2 separate regions of the Homo sapiens genome follow, and region 2 is linked to region 1. The links are chromatin loops, found by intact Hi-C in ENCODE. Cell type or tissue: HepG2. All regions are shown on one strand. Links, peaks and the distances in the headings refer to the core of each region. The heading gives the core; the rest is flanking DNA. Region 1 overlaps MDN1 (midasin AAA ATPase 1). Region 2 overlaps MDN1 (midasin AAA ATPase 1).

What was found. Hi-C counts contacts between places; a loop is a spot of excess contacts. Peaks named below come from ENCODE experiments on the same cell type or tissue, not always from the same donor. Only the 100,000 strongest peaks of a DNase experiment are listed, where the experiment ranks them.
Region 2: it touches region 1 in a loop (3-fold over the local background); 3 of 110 quality-filtered maps call a loop at or near these places.

Annotation. Positions count from the first base shown.
Region 1 is chr6:89,703,324-89,711,913 of GRCh38, reverse strand. MDN1 (midasin AAA ATPase 1) reads left to right here. Exons shown (of 102, transcript NM_014611.3): 50 at 1,120-1,233; 51 at 3,286-3,418; 52 at 4,438-4,553; 53 at 5,722-5,855. Among named protein-coding and RNA genes, the nearest start is that of LYRM2, 69 kb to the right of the region's middle. In HepG2, for the core only: no CTCF peak of the experiment used is centred there; a DNase peak (open chromatin) is centred at 3,393.
Region 2 is chr6:89,788,298-89,796,887 of GRCh38, reverse strand. It overlaps MDN1 (midasin AAA ATPase 1), which reads left to right. Exons shown (of 102, transcript NM_014611.3): 3 at 2,087-2,311; 4 at 2,681-2,788; 5 at 2,934-3,126; 6 at 6,487-6,729; 7 at 6,977-7,108. Among named protein-coding and RNA genes, the nearest start is that of MDN1, 27 kb to the left of the region's middle. In HepG2, for the core only: a CTCF peak has its summit at 3,823; a DNase peak (open chromatin) is centred at 3,817.

The sequences.
Region 1 (8,590 bases), core at 389-8,388:
GGAAGAAATTTGTGGTCTAGCATTACTGTTAAGGAGCAAGTCTGCCTGTAGATGTGTCACAAGATAAACTTTTGTTTCCATGTTATCCTTAGCATTTCAGGATATAGTCACCTTCCTAACAAATTCAAAAGGAAAGCATACTGTATTATTTTACTTTTTAGTTTTGAACATCTGCTTTTTGTGCTGTACTACTGCTACAGAACCATTCTATATGGGAAAGGTATTAGTTTTGATAAATGCATTTCCTCTAAAAGTATATAAGATTCTAATCTTATTTTAGTTCCAGTGCTCCATGTTGTCACACTTGGAGTTGTCCCTTGGTATCTGTGGGGGATTGATACAAGGACTCTCCCTCCCCCACCCAGGGACATCAACATACGTGGACGCTAAGGCCCCTTATATAAAATGGGATAGTATTTTCATATACCCTACACACATCCTCCTGTATGCATTAAATCATCTCTGGATTACTTATAATACCTAATACAATGTAAATGCTATGTAAATAGTTGTTGTAGTACGTTGTTTTAAAATTTATATTATTTTTGTTGTATTTTTATTTTTTGTTTTTTTAAATTTTTGAATATTTTTGATCTGTAGTTGGTTGAATTCCACAGATGTGGAACCCTCAGATATGGAGGGCCACCTGTACTTTCTTTGTAGTTCTTTCGTTTTAAGAGAGGACAAAGCAACAATAACAACATTGCTTGAATTGTAAAGTACAGAACATGGAATTTGTTGGTGGAGATTAAGTAATTGAGTTTACATGAGCCTTTCTACTTCATGAGAATTTGTCAATAAGCCCATGGATGTTTATAATATTTTGTAACACATGTGGTCATCTGTCTAAATATATGTAGAGAATTTTTATAAATATTTTTATCTGTATTGTCCTATATGATAGCCACTAGCCAGCCAGAGAGGGCTACTAAAATGTAAATGTAGATTAGATTTAAAAAAATAAAAAATCCAGTCCTTTAGTTGCACTGGCCACATTTCAGGTCCTCATATGTGACTAGTGGTTATTCTATGCAGCTGTAGAACATTTTCATCACTGCAGAACGTTCAATTGGATAGCACTGCTTTAGAGTCTAACACTGGTTTCTCCTTCCTCCACAGAGTCCATACAAATTCATTTGGAAGCCAGTGCTGCATCTCTCAGGAATTTTTACTCACATTCCCTCTCAGGTGCAGTCAGTAATGTTTTCAAAATATTACAACCAAATACAACAGGTATGCACTTTTGATTTCTAGCTCTCAGCACTGTTTTGGAAACTTATCTTTTGACTTTATGGGGAAAAGATCTGACCTGTTAGAGGTCTCAACATAACGGTATTTTTTAGAAGACTCATGATATGCAGAAGCAAATTCTCCTTCTTTTTTTTTGAAATTTCTTTTTTTTTTTTTTAAAGGGACAGGGTCTTACTAAGTTGCCCAGGGTCTTCTTGATATTCTGGCCTCAAACAATCCTCTTGCTTTGGTCTCCCAAACTGTTGGGACTAGAGGCTTGAGCCACCATGCTTGGCCTGAAACTATCCATTTATCCTCCAGCTTCTGAAGGAGGCTGATGATATGCCATGGAGTAAAAAGAATCTAGGAGTTGGAACACTAGGCCCTGGTACCAACTCTGCCACAAACTGGCTTGGTAGATTTTTGGCTCATCATTCACTGTCTCTGCCTGTGTTTAGAAACTAGGGGAATTAAGCTCTTATTTCTCTGAGGTGCCTTCCACCCTTAGCTTTGTGTTGTCTACCAGTATCGTTAGTAGGAAGAGTTTCAAACCACGAGATATTTGACTTAAAGGAAAGTTACACAGGGTCATTTAATTTAGGAAAATATAAACCTTTAATGATAGATGCGGTGACTTGTACCTGTGGTCCAGCTACCTGGGAGGTTGAGAGAGGAGGATTGTGTAAGTCCAGGAGTTTGAGGCTGCAGTGAGCTGTGATAGTGCCACTGACTGCATTCTAGCCTGGGCAACAGAGCCAGACCCTGTCTCTGAGAAAACCTTGATGACGAAGTTATAAAACCATAGTGATAACAGAAATAGACATCTAAGATATCTGATCAAAGGAAGTATTCAAGATTAATTTTTTTTAAATAAGGAGTGAGAGAATAAACATTTCCTAGAACAGAGTAATATTAACTTGATTGGCACAAGCATTAATGAAGAAAATGGGCATTTTCACAACACCAGATTTAAAATTTTCTACCTCCATCTTCATTTGATGTTGATCAAAATATACCACTGGCCATTTGGTTTAGAAGAAAATATGCATGATGCTTTTGTGCTAAATAATTCCTTTATGTGCACTAAAGATCATGGAGTGAATGGGAAGAAATCAAACAATAGAGAAAAATACTTTGCTAGTCAAGTTGTGGCTGAACTAAGGCATGGCTTTCCACTATGAGAGGATTGTAACTTTTACAAACACAGTTCTACAGTAGCAGCTTTCATTTTCAGCAGGCATCGCTTGTCCTCTGTTGGAACACATTAGCTCCAACTGTCCTTTTCAGTTTTGTAGCCCTTTTATCTTACTGAGTGTTGGAATATGGGTTCCCTCCTTAATGTACCTGCTGTTCACAGTATGTCCTGGGTAGTCTGGGTAGTCTACTATATGGTGGATGCTTTTAAAACTTAAAGTGCTCCACTGAACCGTCCTGCCAGCCACCTTCAAATTAATGTTACCCTTTTTTGTGTCTTGCCTCCCTTCCTTGGGTTTTCACAACTTCTGGAGAATGTCAGTCTCCTCCTGCTGCTTCACAGAAGTTGTGTCAGGTGTGAGCCAGAGGATTGTGGGGCAGCAGCAGCCACATTCTGATTATAGAGAATTTGTTTTTAAGTTTAAAAAACTGCATTGTTTTCTTAATGAAAACAGATAGTGAGGTGTATTTATTCATTTTCTGCCATGTACGTATTTTTTTTTTTTTTTAAGCTAATGGTGACCACTGTGTAATTTAGCCCATGGATTAGTGTGATCTCAGGAAGTGAATTCATTGGTTGGAATGTTGTATTCTAGTAGGGATTACCTTTATATCCTGCATTGGGATGAACTTTCAGGACATACAGATACTTTGCATTTGGTAAAGATAGAGTGTAAAAGCTATTAAACCCTGCTATTCTAGTATTATGGGATGAAACTCATGGTATTTACTGGTTCAACCTCTTCCCCATCATGATTCAATGTGCTCAAAGTAAAACAATGAAAATATTCAACTGAAACTTCCCAGGCAAGGAGTTTCTCCAATATTTCTGATTTTTGTTTTGTTCTGTTTTTAAACTAGATGAATTTGTGATCCCTCTGGATCCCCGATGGAATATGCAGGCTCTGGACATGATTAGAAATTTGATGGACTTTGACCCACAAACGGACCAGCCTGACCAGCTCTTTGCCCTTTTAGAATCAGCTGCAAACAAGTAAGTGAAACCTGCTGCTCTGGGCACTGTTTGCCTCACTGGCTTCTCGGATTATACCTTTCCTAAGAATCTGTCAAATAGCTTATGTGTGTTGAATTTTGTGAACCTGAGAAGTTGTGGGGTGTTGGACATGATTGCCTTTATCATACGATAATCATATTTTCTACTGTTTTCTGTTTTTTGTTTTGCTTTTGAGACAGGGTCTAGCTCTGTCACTGAGGCTGGAGTGCAGTGGCATAATCTTGGATCACTGCAACCTCTGCCTCCTGGCCTTAAGCCATCCTCCCACCTCAGCCTCCCAAGTACCTGGGACTACAGGTACATACCACCACACCTGGCTAATTTTTGTACTTTTTTGTAGAGACAGGGTTTTGCCATGTTGCCCAGACTGGTCTTAAACTTCTAAGCTCAAGTGATCCACCTGCCTCATTCTCCCAAAGTGCCGGGGTTATAGGTGTGAGCCACTGTGCCCAGCCTGGTTTTTGTTTGATTCCCAGCAGCTCCTCCCATTTTCACCTACTTGTTTTTACTTGTCTCTTCCTCAGCAATCTCTCTGTCCACATCATTTCCTGTCCTCAAATGTTGGAGACATAATAGCACCTCCATACTTATGTACACACTCACATATGAATTTACTTAATTTTCAAAGTGAATCCACAAGTATAGTGTGTACCTCAGAGGGTGCCTTGCAAGCTACCAGCCCCCTACTCCTCTGCTCCACCAACTCCTCCATTTCTACCATGGCCACTTTGAAGAGTTCACGGTGCAGTTTGTCAGATCGTGACAGACCAAGGCCTGGGAGTCTGCCTAGACCCAGCTTTCTCCATCCATCGATCTTTCCTTTCACCTTAGTAGTTGTCACTTTCATCTCCATCTCTTTAGTCCAAGATTTGCAGAGGCAGGAGAGGAATGGCAGGATGAAGGACCCTGATGTTCCAAGTGTTCCAGCAAATAGAGGATATGATTGAAAATGTTATTAACCGATAGCTATTTGTTACGTTTTTTGAATCTCATTCCAGGACAATCATATATCTTGACCGGGAAAAACGGGTTTTTACTGAAGCAAATTTGGTTTCTGTTGGTAGCAAAAAGCTAAGAGAGAGTGTTTTGAGAATGTCCTTTGAATTCCATCAAGGTAAGAACATTTACCTTTTGTGTTCTCTAATTAAGCATCTGATTGCATAATGTTGCTAAAGTTGAGAGGCATATTCAGCAGCTGCTGTTGTTTACTGGTTTCTTTTAATCTGCTGGCCTGATTTTAAACATGTCCCCTTACTCAATAGTAATGACTAACATTTACTGAGCACTTACTTTGTGCCAGGTGCTTAGCTAAATGCTTTTTATGTGTCCTTGATCTCATTTACTTTTTGTAGCCACCTGTGATATAGGTCCCCATGTTGTTAGTGAGGAAACGGAGACACGGAGATGCTCAAGGTCACGTCTCTAGCAAGTAACAGAGCCACTTGAAAACTAGGTCTGTCAGCTGAAAAAGTACATATTCATAAGCATTTATTATAGGAGGGAGCATTTCTCCCATGTTTTTTTTTTGTTAATTGAAAAGATAGTTGTGCTTGTTGGAAAAAATTCAAACTATTAAAGTATAAAAATTGAAAAAGTTCATCTTTACATCAGCTACTGTTAGTAATAGTTTCATTTATGTTTTCTCATATCTATTGGTATTAACTATCTATCTAAACATATGTACTTAGTTTTCATTTTATACTTAAATACTTGTATAAAATATACATTTTTTTCTTTATAATCTGCATTTTTCCGTGAGACATTATTTACATCTGTAGGTATACATGCCTCATTTGCAGAGTTTAATAATACAGATTGAACATCCCTAATATGAAAATTTGAAATCTGAAATGCTCCAAAATCAGGAACTTTTTGAGCACTGACATGATGCCACAAATGGAAAATTTTATACCTGACCTCATATGATGAGCCATAGTCAAAATGCAGTCCAAACTTTGTTTCATGCACAAAATTATTAAAAACATTGTAAAATAGAAAATTTGGACTATGTGTTTCCCCAAGATACCTCATTATGTATATGCAAAGATTTCCAAAATCAAAAAAAAAAAATTGAAAATCTGAAAGACTTCTGATTCTAAGCATTGCAGATAAGAGACACTCAACCTGTAGTAGGCAAAGAATTTGCTTTTGCTTTTGCTCTCAAAATTGACCTTTGTACTGGGGATAACATTTAAATTCTAGATTACAGTTTATTTTGAAAATGTCCAGAGATTATTTTAAATCTGATGAAATGTTCTCATTTTATTTATGTTGACTCTCAGATCCAGAAAGCTATCACACTCTGCCCCATGAAATTGTGGTCAATCTTGCTGCTTTTTTTGAACTTTGTGATGCACTAGTCCTGCTCTGGGTACAGTCCTCCCAGGGAATGGTGTCTGATGCCAGTGCCAATGAGGTAAGGAACTGCATCTTGTTTTATTTTTAAACAACAAAATTTATCTTTCTTGGCATAAAGATTCTTAGGGCTAAGACTAACTTTAGTGTTGTTATATGCCCAATATTATTTAAGAAACTTATTCTTAACAGTTTTAAATATACCTATACACATATTTAAAATCTTCATTGGGGTATAATTTACATATTATAAACTGCATATATTTAAAGTGTATAAGTCTTGACATGTATACACCTGTGAAACCATTATCACAGTCAAGATAATGAACATATCCATCACCCCCAAAGGTTTCCTCATTCCCTTTTTGTATTTTCTTCTTTCCTGCTCCCACCCACAACGAGGTAGCCATTGATCTGCTCTCTTACTGTGGATCAGTTGTATTTTCTATACGTGGAATTATGCAGTATATATACTTTTTTGTTTATATTCTTTCACTCAGCATTGTGATTTGGAGATGCATCCATGTGGTTTCATGTATCAGTAGTTCATTCCTCTTTATTGCTGAGTAGTATTCCATTGTGTGGATCTACTACAGTTTTTTTATTCGCTCACCTGTTGTTAGATTGTAACAGTTATATTTTAATCCACTTAAGTCCTCTTAGACATTATTGTCACATGTGGATTAAATGGAATTTTTAATCCAGATTATTCTAGTAAGTCTAGTAAAGTAGAGCAGCCAGTCTTAAACTTTTTGATCTCTGCCTCTATACTCTTAAAGGTTCTCAAAAACTCCAACGATGTTATATCTGTCAGTTTTTACATATTAAGAACTGAATCTGAAAAACATAAAAAAAACCCATAAATTTGCTTAAAAATACAGTAGCAAAGAATTTCACGTTAATATGAATAACTTATTTTCAATAAAAAATAGCAATTTCTAAAGTAAAATTTGAGAAATGTGGAACTGTTGTACATTCCTGCAAGTCTCTGTATGTCTGGCTTGTGAAAAGATGGATTCTTGTAGTATGTTGTTTGGGATAAAGTTTATGAAGAAAAACTGGCCTCCTATAGTTAGGAGGTTGGAAAGGAGAGGAATATTTTAGTAACCATTTCATATAATTTCAAATATTCTTATTTGATGGCACACCAAAAATGACAAGTAGTTTTGTAAGGGTTATTTGCAATGGAAAATCTGAGCAAATAATCAGTGAACTTCTTGTGTTAAAATTCATTGGCCACGGCCAGGTGCGGTGGCTCACGCCTCTAACCCCAGGACTTTGGGAGGCTGAGGTGGGCGGATCACGAGGTCAGGAGATCAAGGCCATCCTGGCTAACACGGTGAAACCCCATCTCTACTAAAAATACAAAAAATTAGCCAGGCATGGTGGCGGGCGCCTGTAGTCCCAGCTACTCGAGAGGCAGGAGAATCGCTTGAACCCAGGAGGCAGAAGTTGCAGTGAGTCGAGATCGTGCCATTGCACTCCAGCCTGGGGGACAGAGCAACACTCCATCTAAAAAAAGAAAATTCATTGGCCTAGTTTGCACCTTGGATAGACTTTGACCCTGCATTAGTTTATAGCTCGTGCACTGGTAACTTGGAAAATACTGTTCACTGAGTTGGCACATTTCATTCTTCAATATAAATAAGTAAAAAGTCACACTTGTGAAAAATCACAAATCTCTTCAGAAAAATCGTTACCAGGAAGTCATCAAACTCTGTTTTCCAGAATTTTTTTTGAGACAGAGTCTCGCTCTGTCGCCCATGCTGGAATGCAATGGCGTGATCTCAGCTCATTGCCAACCTCCGCCTCCTAGGTTGAAGCAATTCTCCTGCCTCAGCCTCCTGAGTAGCCAGGACTACAGGCACGTGCCACCACACCCAGGTAATTTTTGTATTTTTAGTGGAGACGGGGTTTCACCATGTTGGTCAGGCTGGTCTTGAACTCCTGACCTCAGGTGATCCACCTGCGTCAACCTCCGTAAATGCTGGGATTACAGGCATGAGCCACTGTTCCTGGCCAGTTTTTCAGAATTCTAAGTTTTGCTTAAAAGCTGAAATTTTATCATGGCAACATATATCCTCAATTTTTTTTTTTTTTTTTTTTGAGACGGAGTTTCTCTCTTGTTGCCCAGACTGGAGTGCAGTGGTGCCATCTTTGCTCACTGCAACCTCTGCCTGCTGGTTTCAAGTGATTCTCCTGCTTCAGCCTCCCAAGTAGCTGGGATTACAGGCGCGTGCCACCACGCTCAGCTAATTTTTTGTATTTTTAGTGGAGATAGGGTTTCACCATGTTGGCCAGGCTGTTCTGGAACTCCTTACCTCAGATGATCTGCCTGCCTCAGCCTCCCATAATGCTGGATTACAGGTATGAACCACCGCACCTGGCCTCTCAATTGTTTTTCTTGAAGTGACAGGTTCACATTGATTTTCAATACAGTGTCTGTCAGATAGTCATAATTTGCCTGCCAGTCCTTCTTTTTTTGTACTATTAGTGTAAATGTCATCATAGTGAAAATGGCAAATAACATGATATTATGAAAATAGCTTTGACTTCATGGAACCACTATAGGAAATCACTAATCTAGAAACAATGTTACTGTGAAAATGCATTATTCAAAGAGCCATGTTGGAGACTCATATTACCTGATTTGCATTGCAACCCTGTATTAAACAAAACCGTATGGTATTGTCTTAAGAATAGACATTTAAACCAATAAAACAGAGGATTCACAGATAGACCCCCCCCCCTTCCCCATACATGGTCAGTTATTTTTGTTTTGTTTTTTGTTAAATA
Region 2 (8,590 bases), core at 108-8,107, 85 kb before region 1:
CATGTTGGTCAGGCTGGTCTCGAACTCCCGACCTCAGGTGATCCACCCGCCTCAGCCTCCCAAAGTGCTGGGATTACAGGTGTGAGCCACTGCGCCCAGCCCAGAAATTTTTATAAAATTAAAAACAAACATCTAATGCATGCTAATTATTTTTTAATACTTAATTTAGAGCCATTTTAGGCTCACAGCAAAATTGAGAGGAAGGTACAGAGATTTCTCATATACACACTGTACCCACACATCCATAGCCTCGCCATTATCAGCATCTCCCGTCAGAGTAGTGCATTTGTTAACATTGATGAGCCTACTCAAATTCCACCTGATTACATTAAGGTTCATTAGGATTAGTGTTAATTCTTCTTTTAATGTTTGGTAGAATTCCCTAGTGTAATCATCTAGCTTTTCTCTAGTGCAGTCTGGGCTTTTCTTTGGTAGGAGGTTTTTGATTACTGACTAAATCTCCTTACTAGTTACTTATTGGTCTGTACATATTTTCCATTTCTTTATAATGTTCAAAGTGTTTGGTTTTTTTTTTTGTTTTTTTTTTTTTTTTTTTTTTTTTTGAGACAGAGTTTTGCTCTTGTCGCCCAGGCTGGAGTGCAATGGCGCGATCTTGGCTCACTATAACCTCCGTGTCTCGGGCTCAAGTGATTCTCCTGCCTCAGCCTCCTGAGTAGCTGGGATTACAGGCATGCACCACCACACCTGGCTAATTTTGTGTTTTTAGTAGAGACGGAGTTTCACCATGTTGGCCAGGCTGGTCTTGAACTCCTTACCTAAAGTGATCTGCCTACCTCAGCCTCCCAAAGTGCTGGGATTTCAGGTGTGAGCCACTGTGCCTGGCCATGTTCAAAGTTTTAATAATATTTTTTATTTCCATGGCATTGGTTATATAATATGATGTCCCCCCCACCTTTATTGTTTGTTTGTTTTGAGACGGAATCTCACTGTGTCGCCCAGGCCTGAGAGCAGTGGTGCGATCTCGGCTCACTGCAACCTCCGCTTCCCGGGTTCAAGCGATTCTCCCGCCTCGACGTCCCGAATAGCTGGGATTACAGGCATGAGCCACCACCATGCCCGGCTAATTTTGTATTTTTAGTAGAGATGGGGTTTCACCATATTGGTCCAGCTGTCTAGAACTCCTGACCTCAGGTGATCTGCCCGCCTCAGCCTCCGAAAGTGCTGGGATTACGGGTGTGAGCCACCACACCCAGCCCTGTCTTTTATTTCTGATTTTAGTTTATTTGAATCTTTTTTTTCTTAATCTAGCGAAGGGTTTGCAGTTCATTTACTTATTTTGAGACAAGGTCTTGCTCTGTCATCCAGGCTGGAATGCAGTGGCACCTTCATAGTTCATTGTAACCTGGAACCTGGCAAATGATCTTCCAGCTTCAGGCTCCTGAATAGGCTTCAGGCTCCACCATACCCCACTAATTTTTTTTTTTTCTGTAGGAACAAGGTCTCACTATGTTGCCCAGGCTTGTCGTCTTCATTCATTAAGGTGTAACTTAAGCATCTCTTCTTGATTCTCCCCAGATTCAGTTGACTCGTGTGTGTATGTCTCTTAGCGTTTCTAAAAGTGGCTGTCTTCCTTACTAGACAGCAAACTCCTCAAGAAGAGTATCTATTTGGTTTTGAATCCCAGTTATTAAACTACAGTATCTGGCTCATAGAACTGAATAAATGTTTGTTGGAAATGAGTGCCTTTTCCGTTGTAAACACTTACATTAAGTACCCCCCGATTTTGTAGGTAATTACTTTAGATTTTTGTATCCTCTTAGTCAGAATTATCTCATGCCATTGTCCTGGTTCCTGAAATTGAACAGGATACAATTTTACGACTAAGTAGATTCAGCATTCATTCCCCTATGTTCTCAGACCCTTGGGAGTTCTGTTTTGTGGTTTGGTCAGAGTAGAGAATTGCGTTCTATGATATTCCCACCAATCAATGAAAATATAGATACTCCTTTTTGAAAATAGCTTAAGTTGAAAATGCATTTAATACTCTGATAAACCTATTACAAAGCAGAAAAATTAAGTCCAACCATTGTTAAGTTGGGGATGTCTGTATTCTTTGTGTTTGAAGGTTTGCCCTGAGATATTTCAAGGACACATCCCCAGTCTTTCAAAGACTTTTCCTAGAGAGTTCAGATGCTAATCCAGTACGCTATGGACGTAGGAGGATGAAGCTCCGGGACCTAATGGAAGCAGCCTTCAAGTTTCTGCAGCAGGAGCAGTCTGTGTTCCGGGAGCTCTGGGACTGGAGTGTGTGTGTCCCTCTCCTCAGAAGCCATGACACCTTGGTTCGCTGGTGCGTAGCTGTTAGACTTTTTTGCACTTCTAGTGTGGGGATGGTACAGGGCATGTGTGGAGTTGTGTGTGTCAGGAGGGAAAGGAAACCATTTAAAATTTGTTATTTTTGTTCTTGTGGCTTTTGGGGTTTTACTTCCTTTCTTTAATCATGTGTCATTGCAGAGGAAAATGAGATGATATGAATGGAGTTTCACCTTTTTCATGTTCCATCAAGTAAATCCATTGTGCCTGATTTGTATTTTCTGTTCTTAAATGTGTTGTAATAATTGAGATTTCCTTTTCTAGTGTTCAGTTGGCTAGTGGATTTTATTTATTCTTTATTATCAACTGCAGATAAACTGAATTTACATACTTTCTTTTTCCCTAGGTATACAGCCAATTGTCTTGCTTTGGTTACCTGTATGAATGAAGAGCACAAGTTATCATTTCTTAAGAAGATATTTAATAGTGATGAATTGATCCATTTCAGGTTGAGGTAAGCAGGAACCTTCGTGGAGGTCTTGCTATAGCATTTCTTTTTTTTTTTTCTTTTCTGGGGGTGACAGGCCAGAGGTGACTGCAGGTCTTGCGATAGCATTTCTGAGTGGTAAGGTAATTGACGAGACTCTCCTTTCTCTCAGGTTATTAGAAGAGGCCCAGTTGCAGGACTTGGAGAAGGCCTTGGTTTTGGCCAATCCAGAAGTCTCCCTTTGGCGTAAGCAGAAGGAGCTGCAGTACTTACAGGGACATCTTGTTTCGTCTGACCTCTCCCCTAGGGTGACAGCTGTTTGTGGTGTGGTGCTGCCTGGGCAGCTGCCAGCCCCTGGAGAGCTGGTATGTTGGTATCAGTAGGGGGTGTGTCCCCTTCCCCCTACTAAACACTGAGTGTGCTCTGTCTTTGGCTGGGTTCTATGTACCAGGTGTGAGCTAAATTTAGTTTGTTAAATTGCTGCTTCATTTTTGGAAGTTAAAAAGAAATTCATCTTGGGCTTTTCCCCTGATATTCCCACTGTTCTTGTTTTTATTTTTTGTTAATTTTTTAAATTGTAGAGACGGGGTCTCACTATGTTGTCTGTGCTGATCTGGAACTCCTGGACTCAAGGGATCATGCCACCTCAGTCTCCCAAAGTGTTGGGATTACAGGCGTGAGCCACTGCACCCAGCCTGTCCCTGTTTAATATGAAATTAGAAACTAATGGTTCCTGTGTGATGCCTTTAACTTGCGCGGAGCTGTTCCGTATATCTTCTTGTTTGCTTGCTGCAAAAACTGTGTGAAGTTCTGTAGCACATGTTACGATCCTATGTTGATGTAATTCAAAGGCAGAATTACTTGCTGGAGACCCTTGGACTGCTCTGTGGCAAAGACAGGCCTAGGTCTAGAGATGACTCCCAGCAGCCTCTTCTTTCAGAACTATCTCATTGTAGAGAGTCCAGTATCTAGTGAACTTCCTCTCTCCCATATGCAACAAGCTTCTTTCCACGAATGGCTTGAGACCATACTTGAACAGGCTTGCAGATCATAAGTCTGGCACTAGTGGGAGCCAGTCTCTTTTTCCATAGCAGTCTTCAGTCAGTTGTCACTTTGTCTGATGGTCAGGCTGTAGTGCAAGTGCAGTGGCAGAACCTCGGCTCACTGCAACCTCCCCCCTCCCAGGTTCAAGTGATTCTTCTGCCTCAGCCTCCTGAGTAGCTGGGATTACAGGTGCCTGCCACCATGCCTGGCTAATTTTTTGTATTTTTAGTAGAGACGGAATTTCACTATGTTGGCCAGCCTGGTCTCGAATGCCTGACCTCGTGACCCCCTGCCTCAGCGTGAGCCACTACACCCAGGCCACCCACTTTTCTTCTTGGAATAAGTTCTGGGTCATTTCTTGAACCCATCAGTTGGGTTCTGGTCAGTAGTAGTAAAAAAAAAAAAAAATTAAAATGTAATATACATATAGGAAAATGCACATTGTCATAAGTGTAGTCAGTGATTATTCATAAACTTCATATAAATAACACCAAACACCCAGTACTTCCAAAGCTCTTTGTGTTTTTTTCTAGTTGTGAAGACCCGTCCCCTTCCCTCCTCCCTCTTTACCCCCCACGTATCCTGTAACCAGTATCCCAACCTAGATTATGTTTAGGGCATTAGGATTTTAACATAGGGAAGGATTCTGGTTAGAATGGACCTGCTGTTGTTTAGCAGTGGGGACCCTGGGGCCAAAGCGCAGGGTAGAGTTGCGGTGCAGCCTGCCTGCTAAATTTATGAGAGGACAACCCTGAGGAAAGTTCAAGAGCTTCCAGCTCTGAATTTCTCATTTAATCCTCACGTATTTTTAGGGAACCAGCCATATTTGAGAACTTACTACCCCTTTAAGGTTATAAATCATTCCCCTTTTCCCCCATGTATATTGGATGCATTGTTATTATTAAACACATTTAAGGCCAGGCGCAGTGGCTCACGCTTGTAATCCCAGCACTTTGGGAGGCCGAGGCGGGCAGATCACGAGGTCAGGAGATCGAGACCATCCTGGCTAACATGGTGAAACCCCGTCTCTACTAAAAATACAAAAAAATTAGCCGGGCTTGGTGGCAGGCACCTGTAGTCCCAGCTACTCGGGAGGCTGAGGCAGGAGAATGGCTTGAACCCGGGAGGCGGAGCTTTCAGTGAGCCGAGATCGTGCCACTGCACTCCAGAGTGAGACTCTGTCTCAAAAAAAAAAAAAAAAAAAAAATTAAAAGTTTTGATACAACATTTACCATGTTAACATTTTTTACTTTACACGTTAGTTCACATTTTTTGTAGAGACAGAGTCTCACTATGTTGCCCAGCCTAGTCTTGAACTCTTAACCTCAAGCCATCCTCCCTCCTCAGCCTCCCAAAGTGCTGGGATTACAGGTGTAAGCCACCACATCTGACTGAGAATGTTTTTGTCTTACAAAGCTGAAATTCTTTCTCATTAAACTTACTGGGTGTGTTTTAATATTCTTTTTTACTTTTTGTTACAGAAAATGTCGCACATATTCCAAAGTAGAAAGAATGGTATAGTGAATACCCATGGACCTGATAGACCTGGGTATTCAATAATTATCAATTACATTTCATTTATATTTCTGCATGACTACCTCACATTATATTACTTAGAAGCAAATACCAGGCATCATAGTATTTTATATGAAAATATTTCAGTATATATCTCTAAAGGAGGCAAACTTTAAAAATCCCTGCTATTGTTATTATACCTAAAAAAAAATTACAACATAAGATATCCTCTCAGTGTCCATATTTCCCTGATTGTCTTCTAAATGTATTGTGTATATTTGTGATCTTAGATGGGAAATCCTAGAATATGGGGAAAGGAATAAAAGAAAAATCCAACAGTAATAGATGAGGTTTGCTCTTCCCTACCTTTGTGCATCAGCTTTTTTGGCTACTTAAACTTTGGAAGATTTTCTTACATTTGCCAACAAATTCTGATTCCCTACTTCCCATGGAATACCCCCACCATCCCTCACCCCCAATAAAAATGGAAAGAAAAAAAAATCAGATCCTTGCTTTATTTTTATTTTTATTTATTTATTTATTTTGAGGCGGAGTTTCACTCTTGTTGCCCAGCTGGAGTGCAGTGGCACGATCTTGGCCCACTGCAACCTCCGCCTTCTGGGTTCAAGTGATTCTTCAGCCTTAGCTTCCCGAGTAGCTGGGATTACAGGCATATGCCACCATGTCCAGCTAATGTTTTTGTAATTTCAGTAGAGATGGTGTTTCACCACGTTGGCCAGGCTGGTCTCGAACTCCTGACTTCAGGTGATCCACCTGCCTTGGCTTCACAAAGTGCTGGTATTACAGGCTTGAGCCACCACACCTGGCCCTTTGCTTTATTTTTAAAAATTTATTTATTTTTCTAGAGTCGGGGTCTCTGTGTCACCCAGGCTGGAGTGCAGTGGTGTGATCATGGCTTACTATCCTTGAACTCCTGGGATGAAATGATACTGCCACCTCAGCACTTCCAGTAGCTGAGACTATGGGCATGGGCCACAATGCCCATGAGATCTTTAGATGACATACCTGTTGTTATTATAGTTTTGGTACTACTAATTTACTTACAGAGGTTTGTGTAAGGTTAGTAGAAGGCTTACTGTGGAAATTAACTTCGGTTCCTTGGGGGAAGAACTCTTCTTGACATGGCTTTTGTCTTGCCTCTTTAGGGTGGTAATAGGAGTTCTTCACGTGAACAGGAGCTGGCCCTTAGGTCTTATGTGCTGGTTGAGTCTGTCTGCAAAAGTCTTCAGACCCTGGCTATGGCGGTTGCTTCTCAGAATGCTGTGTTGTTGGAAGGACCAATAGGATGTGGCAAAACTTCCTTAGTTGAATATTTAGCTGCAGTGACAGGTAGAACAAAGCCTCCTCAGCTTCTCAAAGTCCAGCTTGGAGATCAGACTGACAGTAAGGTAATAAGGAAATGTTAAGTTTTGGTGGCTTGTCATGCTTGTAAATATTTGCATTAAAATATTGCTTTTGCTAAGGGAATATAACAATAGTTATTGGTCTTGCTTATAACTGTTGGGGCCAACCTATGTAAACCTCAAGTGCCTACTTACTTACACCTACCTATAGAAGATTAACAGTTAATCAAAGGATGTAGCATTGCCACTACAGGTATGGTTTTTCAGTAATTACTTTATCTTCTTTCTGCAGATGCTTTTGGGGATGTATCGCTGCACAGATGTTCCTGGAGAGTTTGTGTGGCAGCCTGGCACCCTGACACAGGCAGCCACAATGGGCCACTGGATCCTTCTGGAGGATATTGACTATGCCCCCTTAGACGTGGTATGTCATCTCAGGAAATTCATTGTCCCTTAATATATTTTCCTGTCTTGGAAAAGCATTTTGTTAATAGTGATTCTGGTGATGATTTAAACAAAAATGTATTTGATTAGACGTACTATGTTGCAGGTACTTCATGGTTACTTACCTGATCTGATTTGCGGTCCTGAATTACTTGACTGGTTTCTTGTTTGATAGAGATTTTCTATAAAATTTTGGTTGTGCTGTTTCCTATAGTAGTTGAATATGTGACCAGTTTCATAGTAGTATTTTCCTCCCTTAATTGAATATGAGATCAACATTTTCCAAGAACAGGTCTGGTTTGGAACATCTCAGCCATGTTACATGTACATTGAGAACTTTGAGATCCTGCTTCTTAGTGGTGGCAGCTACAGAGGAGTGGGCTGAGGACAGGTGAAGGAGGAGATGATGTAATAAGAGTGTGCTTGCCTTTGTTTAGTTAAGAAAAATATGCTGGATTTGTATTTTGGTTTGTAAAAAGACCACTTCTGTGTGTAAGAAATTAGCCATTGAGACAATCCATGTTGCCTTTGTATTCTGAAAAGTGACAAAAAATGTATTGCAGGATGAAATATTCTTCCTTTGGACAGAGTTTTCCCGAGATTGGTTTTAATTTTCTTTTTCTTTTTTTTTTTTGTGAGACAGAGTCTTGCTCTGTTGACCCGGCTGGAGTGCAGTAGCACGATCTCGGCTCACTGCAGCCTCCGTCTCCCGGGCTCCAGCAATTCTCCTGCCTCAGCCTCCTGAGTAGCTGGGATTACAGGCATGTGCCACCATGGCCGGCTAATTTTTGTATTTTTAGTAGAGACGGGGTTTCACCATGTTGGCCAGGCTGGTCACGAACTCCTGACCTCGTGATCTGCCTGCCTCAGCCTCCCAAAGTGCTGGGATTACAGGCGTGAGCCACCGCGCCCGGCCTTCCTTACCTCTTTATTCTGTTCTTATCCCATTGTCTTAGCACTGGCTTATTTTGTCTACCTATCTCTCTTGCCTTTGTTACCTGAATAGTGTCCTTTTTGGCCGTTTTTCCTCTAGTCTAGCTCCTTTCCAAATTGCTACACAGTTGATTTTCTAAAATAAAAAATGGAATTATTTCTTTTCTTCTCAGCCTAAAAGCCTCTCGATAACTCTTATGAAAAAGTTCAAAGCCCTTAGCTCAGCACAGGAGGCCTTTTATTACTTACCTCTAAGCCTTACATCTTTCTGCTGCTTCTTACTGCACATTCTACCCTACACATAACAGAATTCTTGTGCCATGGCTTTTAGGTTTATCAGTTTTTTAAAAATACACTTGCATACTTCTGCCTGAAGTGTATGTACCATTTCTGTTTCACCAAACCTGGTTAATTTCTGCTCATTCTTCTTTAAGGTTTAGCAAATGTCACTACCTCTGGGAAGACTTCACTGCCCTGCTTCTAAATCATTCTATCCTGATTCAGAACCCCCTGTATCTTTATATATGAC